Linked DNA regions of Homo sapiens: region 2 is linked to region 1. The links are chromatin contacts, found by Hi-C or POLR2A ChIA-PET in ENCODE. All regions are on one chromosome and are shown on one strand. The core of a region is the stretch at or near the end of the contact, and the rest is flanking DNA. Distances in the headings are between cores, read along the strand shown. Region 1 overlaps CADM1 (cell adhesion molecule 1). Region 2 overlaps CADM1 (cell adhesion molecule 1).

Region 1 (4,081 bases), core at 523-3,022:
CTGCCTCAGCCTCCCGAGTAGCTGGGACTACAGGCGCCCGCCACCACGCCCAGCTAATTGTTTGTGTTTTTTAGTAGAGACGGGGTTTCACCATGTTAGCCAGGATGGTCTTGATCTCCTGACCCCGGGATCCACCCACCTTGGCCTCCCAAAATGCTGGGATTACAGGCGTGAGTCACCGTCACCCGGCCCTGGATCTTTTAGCTATAAAAAAAGTCATTGGAAACTTTGATTTTCTGCCTCTTCTCCTCTTTTAATGTCGTTTCTTCACAGTAGTTTAAATGATGGCTAATTGTGCTGCAGCATTTGGTAAATGTCATATATCTACTTTTCTAAAAGCAGTGAAGTAGTGTAAACATGTGGCATCTTTTTTCAAAAGATCTATCCAGTAATTATCCTGAAGGCTATTACAGTATGCAAATAGCAAGGGGCGTCCTTGTCTCCTAAATTAGAATATCAATATTGATTCAACATGTTCAAAAAGAAAACAATATTTCTAACAAATGTTAATCCTGCTTCAGGATAGTGGAAAAGACACTGGTTGCCAAGCTTTGATAGGATTTGAGTTCTGGGTCCCCCATTGACTGATCTGCCTGTCATTTGAACTACCGCCCCTGGTTTCATTTTTCTCATCTACAAAATGGGCATGCTGATGTCTGTTCTGCCTGATACACATATCCCTTGGAGGATTGAATGTGATAATGACTTGGTATATCATAACATGCCATACAAGTGTAGATTATTATTATTTCAGGAGAAACTTTGTCATCTCTGAATTTTTAATTATTACTAATTTGAAATGTTCTGAGCACCCGATTTGTTCTGGCTTCCACATAGAATTTAAATTGGCCTCAGATAAGGATGTGCCGTGCTTCCCCTCTTTCATATTAGGGAAGTTGAGGCATGTAGATGTGAAATTGACTGCTTTTTGTTTTCCATTGAAATCATTTCTCCTTGCATACTATTAATGAGCTTACTATACTTGGTATCAATTAAATTCACATTGCCTGAAATTACTGCATGAAGCTACAAAAAATAATTTCTTCTGACAATGAAATGATACAGTCTTACAGGTACTTTTAGTTTTAATGTAAACATGACTGCCTCTGATCCATTTAATACTCCCATCTTGGTGTGCTTGTATGTATTTGGAATCCCTTGACTTTAGACTTGAACAAGGTTGTCAGCGACTGTGCGGAAGTAAGTGTTTTTGCCATCACACCAGGTGGATGACCCCTCCAGCTGTTGTTTCAGTGGGTGGTAAGAAACAGAAGACAAGCCCCTAGTCTTCATTATTCTTAGGTGTGAAAAATTCTCCCAATTGTGTTTTCCATAGGTTCCCAATATACCAATTACTTCCTAATGTCATGCAGACACCTATATTCTCAGAAATGCCAAAGAAAGGCTGCTCTGCAATCTCTCAGAATTATTTTCCCAGCTGAATTTGTCAGTCCAAATTTAAAAGAGCAACAGGCAATTAAATATTCATTTTTAATTTTTTTGTCACTCACTGCTGCAGGTCACAGGTTTTATAAGATTTCTCTGACTGTGTAGTACTGTATACTAAACCCTGTTTTGATAGTATTAATTAATATTCTCTTGCAGGCCCAAGTGAGGGTGAGAGAGAGATTTGGCTGGGCATTTTGGTACAGCAATGCTAATTTATAGGCCTGGGCAGTGGAATATTATGGAAGTGTGTAATGATAATATCAAAACTGCATTTAATTCTTGAAGAGGAAGGAAGGCTAGCACATGAGAGACAGAATCTGCTGTTCTCTTTGTAAGTGAAAGGTCATGCTACTGAGCGCTGCGGGGTGGATTGGTGAGAAATGAGCTCCCGTTTGCTAGGAATTAGAATGAGTCTATCTGATTTTCCTTCACTTGTGACCTTTAAAGATGCAGCTTTTAGATTGATAAGCAGGTGGATGCTTTTAGTAACCCAATGCAGAATTTGTTTCATATAAAAAGACTATCTTTCAGACACTGAAGATATTGCTTCCACAAAGGGTTTTTTTCTACAAAGCCTCTGGAGAAAGAAATTCAGTGATTATATCTTATCTGTCACACAAAGAGAAAATTCAGAATTACTGTATGTTCAATTAGAACATTTTTTTTTCCCTCAAAGCATTAATCATTTCCTGGAACACACATCCTCCAGTTAAGAATCTCTAGGAAGGCTTGACAGTGGGCACTCCTCGTTGCTCTCGCCTCTGGATTTCCTGCGCCACTCCACAGAGCCTCCTCCATGCCCATAAAAGAGCTTCCTATGTTGCTATAGTAATCCTTTCATGTTGGGCACTACGCTATCTTGAAGGCAATCAGATGGGAACAAGGAGTGGGGAGCAGTATAGAGTTAATGTCAGGCAGCTGAAGGTGATCTGCGCTATTCTATTTGGAGATGTTTTGGTATGCTGAAGACGGGATGCCAGTCAATGCAAGCCCTTAGCCCACTGTGGGCCCAATTTGATGTTTAGATATTTAAATATAGAGTTTTTTATGACACTTGTGAACTCTAAACAAGCCTTTGGATTTAAACAAGTTGAAATAGCTTACTTTCCATAGCCAACAAGCTCAAATTTCTCTTCCTCTCCACTTGTTTTCTGTTCGTAATTACATCATCCATCTTATTTGTTCTAATTTCCTCCTTTTATTTTCCTTATCTCCCCAGCCATCAACAGCTCAAGCCCATCAGTGTGTGTTTTATTTTGTCAAATGCTGGTGTTTTATTGGGGCTTCTGTGCTGTTTCTGTTTCTCATTTGATATTCCTACCTGATAATAAATTCTTCATAAAGCACCCCTGATCAAATACATCAGGGCTTCATTCTTTTCCTGTGTACAGGTTTTAATTTCCTACTCAAAATCACAAATGAGGTTTAAAAAAATGCATTTCTCCCGCACAGTATGCCTGACTTTTTAAATGTTTAGGGAAAGCAGAGGAGTGAGCTGAGTGACTTCCATCCAGCAGACTTCCTGCCACTGTCTATGGCAAGAGTCATCAGCTCTGTTTTCCTCTCTAATTTAAAAATACCCTGCTTTTAAAAAAAACTAACCCAGTAGCGTGTTGTATAGACCACGTAGATGAACATTCCCCTCAGAAGTGTCTCAACACTGCAGAGCCACTGTGTATAGAAAATGCCAGCTTATCTGCAGGCAGAACCACCAGGCCTCTGCAGACACTGCTCTCACCTTTCTGCCCTTCCCTCCATCTGTTTACATGTGCATGCATAATTCCACATTCACTGAAGTCCTCCCAGGCACTGTTCTAGGATCTGAGCACGACGCTGTGGCGCTCGTGGAATCTACATTCAAATCAATTTTGACCTATCTGAAAGAGAGGATACCTTTGTAGGAGGCTCTAGACCCACACTGTGTGTCACAGAAAGCACTTAGCCCTTATGGCTATTGAATTTAAGTTAAGCAAAATTCAATACAATTAAAAATTCAGGGCCGGGCGCGGTGGTTCACGCCTGTAATCCCAGCACTTTGGGAGGCCGAGGCGGGCGGATCACGAGGTCAGGAGATCAAGACCATCCTGGCTAATGCAGTGAAAACCCCTCTCTACTAAAAATACAAAAAATTAGCTGGGCGTGATGGTGGGTGCCTATAGTCCCAGCTACTCGGGAAGCTGAGGCAGGAGAATGGCGTGAACCCTGGAGACAGAGCTTGCAGTGAGCGGAGATCGCGCCACTGCACTCCAGCCTGGGCGACAGAGCGAGACTCTGTCTCAAAAAAAAAAAAAAAAAAAAGAAAAAAAAAGAAAATTCAGTTCCTTAGTCGCTGTAGCCACACTTCAAGTGCTCCCATATGTTGAGTGACTACCATATTGGACAGTGCAGATACAGAACATTTTCATTGTACCAGAAAGGTATACTAAACAGTGTCAGTGTAGATCGTCCACCATTCTTAAAGGTAGACAATTATTACAGAGGAAAATCTGTAAATAAATAACTTGATTTATTTATTTTTTTATTTTTTGAGATGGAATCTCACTCTGTCGCCCAGGCTGGAGTGCAGTGGTGCAATCTCTGCTCACTGCAACCTCCACCCTGCGGGTTCAAACAATTCTCCTGCCTCAGCCTC
Region 2 (4,081 bases), core at 654-3,153, 97 kb after region 1:
TATTCGAAGTAGGAAATTTGTCCCCTAATCTGAAAAATAAGAAGTTAACTTACAGGCTGATCCTGATTTTAGAGTACTAGTTTTAATCGGGTCTTTCCCTGGAGAGAGAGAAAGAGAAGGTGATCTCTTTTTGTGGTATAAGGAAGAGACACTTGGAATGGGACTTTATAGCATTTCTGTGGCAGGTAATAGAGGTGTTTGTGTACTGTGAGAAGCAACTGCCTTCCTATTAGTTTGGAGACGATGTTCAAGTTGGTGAAACCTCAGTAGGATGTTATTGACTAGCAGTGCATGAAGAATACACCTAGAGCCAAGGGATTTATTGTATTTTGTATATATATACTTGGAATTTGACTTCTTAATGGCAGAGGGATAGAAAAGTGATAGATAATCTAGGCTGATCCCTGTATAATACACTTATAAATACATTCTTTACCTTGTCCAAAATCCTCGTAGCATCTTCACAAAGGGCTCCAGCCACTGTTTTAAAGAGCATACTCTTTAACCCACAGCAAAGAAGCTGTAATGAAAGCCAGATAATATCTAAAATTTTGCTTGATGTCGGGGAAAAACTTCCAGGTCAGTTGTCAGGATAGAAAAGGTAATAGAACGTGGTGGAAATTACAAAGCAACATCTGAGATTTCCAAAGAGATGATGATACAGAACTGATTTTATTCTAATGAATTGTAGCTGAAAACCCAACTTCTTCATTACAGCAACCATTTGACTTAGATTCATTTGAGAATAATCTCGAGATGTTTGTTGTGGTGATCTGGGCCTAGAAATGTTGAAAGGTTTGATAACTTAGCAACTTAAATGACAAGACATTAAGTCAATCAGCTATGGGCATCTTATTTGGTCTTAAAAGTTTTCATACTGGATTTCCTTCTATATTTCTGTGTTTTTATAAAAAGGAAAAGAAAAAATAAAAATTTTTAAAGCTTTCCCTTTGAAGACTCATTAAAATATTTTATTCAAGCTTGTTTTGCTAGAGTATGTATGAAGTTTATACCAGTTGTTTATGTATGTTGACCATTTGTTCTTACCAATATCTGATTGGAATAAGCATGTATTGGAAGGTTAGAAGTGCATGGGCATGATTCAAAATCAAGTGGATTTTCTCCAAAAAGAAAGCCAAACAACAATCAGCCACAATGTGCTTTTAAGGATTTAACTGATAGTAAAGATAAATGTGAGTGTTAAGAATGGGATTTTTAGACTAGGCTGACACAAGGGATCTTCTTTGAATAAGGATCTTGAGCATTTGTGTTTTTGGAGCTCATCCTTAAGGCCTGGACAGGAAGAATCCTGTGTTATGTGTGCATGTTGAGCAATGCAAAAAACACTCTGCCAAATCCTGATACCACATGGTCTGAGAAATGCATGAGTGATTTAACGCACGGATGGTGTAGTCATTATGTTCTTGATGTGTGGGTGCGTGTGATGGTTTTCGTTTGTTCATATGTGGGCGCTTCTGTGTCTTGTGCCTTGTTCCTTCTGCCCTGTGTGTCCCCTCTCCCCTTCCCCACCCTCCTCCCCAATGTGAGGGGTCGGGTGACAGCATGCCCATGGTCTGGAATAGTGCTTGTGCTTTTGCTGCACTGCAGTCAGCTGGCTTCCTCTGGGTTTGAGGTCTCTCTGTCTCCGTCTCTCTCTCTTTCTCTCTGTGCCCCTTCTCTCCCCTCTCCATTTTATTATTTTCAAGTCTACCTGTCCTCTTGCTTTTTCACCTCTTAATACAGTAGAGGCTGATGATCTCATGAATTTTCATATCCCCAATGAGTTTTTAAATTGTTCTTAATTCAGTATGCAATTGTGGTAAGACGCAAACTGGAAACCCCTCTGAAGAATAATTTCTCATTTTCAGTTTTGGTTTCAGAATGTTTGGCCTGTGCTAGCTACATGCTCGTACCCTACGAGCACAGCCCTTAGAAAACTGCCCCTGTAGCTCTTCCTTTTCCTGACTCGTTTATAAATAATGCAAACCATGGTCAAATTCTAAAAGCACGTACAATTTTCTTATTATACTTTATATTCAGTTGTGGGGAAATTCTTAAGCCCATTTTAAAGAAACATAGCCAGCAGTGCGCATTACTACAACCGCTATGTCCACCATCTGTGTATGTGCCTCTATGTACATCTCTCTGTATGAGCACATAACAATGGCATTCAAAGGCTGTCATTCAGTCACGGGACTCTGCAGACATTGTACGTTCTACACAAGAGCAAAGCTCAAGAGGTTTACGAATGGCTGCAGGACCTGAAGATTGTGTTTCAGCCTTGATATGCAGTTTGGAAACAATGTGCTACTGTCTAACGGCGTGAACCAAATTTCTGCTAATGGGAAGAAGGGAAAACTCTCCACAAAAGCTGACAAAGCAGGAAGAACAGGATGACTGAGTTTTTAGATTAAAACTCCCGGGGGCGTCTGAACTCATGGCTGGTGGTGGAAGTAAGAGTTTCCATAATATGGCCAAGTGATCAGATGTATGCTGCTTAGGTAAGAGAGAGACCATCGCCTACTTTGTTTTTCATAATGGGAATGGTACTAGGGCCGGTGGGCTAAGTTTTTGTTTTCTGGAGGTTTTATTCGATCATTCTATTTCAAAATTTTCTGGAAAAAAAAAATGATACCCTGAAAAACTGAGCCCATAAGCATTTAAATCGTATTTGACCTTGAATTGATTTAATATCTCTAGAATTTCTTACTGTTTCTAATTTTTTGAGGTTTTTCTTACCCTGGTTTTAAATGGCCACATTGTATCACTTTTAGAAGCCAGCAATTACTGTTGAAAAGGAAGAATCACAACGGCAAAAGCATTACCTGAGCGGGCTTAGGGTATGTTATAGCACATTGTAGCACCATGAAAAAGTTAAATACTCATCTCTGCAGAAGAGATGGCTATCATGCATATATTAAATTACCATGTTTGCATCTTTAGGACTTTATTAATTGCTCAAAAATAATCCCATATGGACAAAAAGTAAACTTTCATTTGTTTAACAAAGTTTAAAGACATATGTTGAATACATTTTAATTAGCAGTGACTAGAAAGAGGCCTTAATGGATGATATGAAAGTTTCAAGAGAATACACAAGAAGTAATTTCCCACTTATTGTTAGAGTGAAGTCTCCTTTTGAAGAATGTTCTCTGCTTCATAAAATACGTCTTTGTCTTTTTCTTTGAGAAAATGAAAAGTGTATAATTTTTAACATGAAAGAAAAATACCTAAGCCAAATCAGTTTTAGGAGATAAATTTTGCTCGTCCCCACTTGCACACCCAGTGCTTCAGTAAATTCTTTTGAATTATATTTATTCAGAAATTGTCCAACTATGGCAGAGTATTGTAGGTTCACACAATATAATAGTGCTACAAAAACAAATTTAATGCCAGTAGCCTAAATGGCTTCCTGCTTTAGAACGTAATCCGAGCAGTAGATTCCAGATAACTTGATATATTTTAAAGTTTATGCCATTAAAAATGACAGTTTCCACTTTAATGAGGTGTATATCAACTGTCTGTTGCTTTTAATGGAAACCTTTGCATATCAATGATATTTCATAAACATATTTGTCTTTTTGGGTTTTTTAATTAGCTTTCTAATGCCCTCCCCGAGGAAATAAGCCTTCAGCAGTAAAGCTACCTACTTGAAACATCCTTGTTTAATGTGGTTCAGTGGGCACCAAGCACATATGTAGGACGCTTTGATATTTGTTGGGCCAGGTAGAAGTGAGAGATTAGCCTTCTGAGAACTGCAAATTTATAATTAACTACAAAGGAGTACTTTATGTTGCCTATTTATAACAGTTATTTAAATAATTGTATTCATCAGTCTTTATACAATGTATAAGCCAATTAGAAATAGGAATATTGTCAACCAATCAGATTTCAGAACAAATGGATATCATCTCTACTCAGTTGCCTCTATAATTGATTGCATTGCTCACTGCTTTCCCTTTAGTTGCCTAAATCTATAGTTTGGGAATACCTGTGGGCTCAAAATCTTCCCATTTTTAATCAGCACCTGCTGTTAACTATTAGCACCCAAGGGTCATGATGGAAGTTCTTCTTCCTCAAG

Evidence for each region. A loop is a pair of places that touch in the nucleus more often than their neighbours do. ChIA-PET counts read pairs that join two places held with the same protein, here RNA polymerase II (POLR2A). Pooled maps may share reads with other maps.
Region 2: a loop to region 1 is called in a map of heart left ventricle, with 2.3 times the contacts of the local background. The contact joins two enhancer-like sites. A Hi-C loop is called at or near these places in 2 of 168 maps with a recorded cell type or tissue (Right ventricle myocardium inferior and heart left ventricle) and 3 of 50 pooled maps. POLR2A ChIA-PET finds 5 or more read pairs at or near these places in 2 of 52 experiments (AG04450 and BJ).

The regions. Positions count from the first base shown.
Region 1 is chr11:115,289,260-115,293,340 of GRCh38, reverse strand. The region is part of intron 1 of CADM1 (cell adhesion molecule 1); the gene reads left to right. Among named protein-coding and RNA genes, the nearest start is that of CADM1-AS1, 110 kb to the left of the region's middle. Within about 2 kb of position 1,772, at least 2 of the 41 ENCODE cell types and tissues checked have a DNase peak (open chromatin) inside an H3K27ac peak, as active enhancers do.
Region 2 is chr11:115,192,258-115,196,338 of GRCh38, reverse strand. All of the region lies in intron 9 of CADM1 (cell adhesion molecule 1), which reads left to right. Among named protein-coding and RNA genes, the nearest start is that of CADM1-AS1, 200 kb to the left of the region's middle. Within about 2 kb of position 1,903, at least 2 of the 41 ENCODE cell types and tissues checked have a DNase peak (open chromatin) inside an H3K27ac peak, as active enhancers do.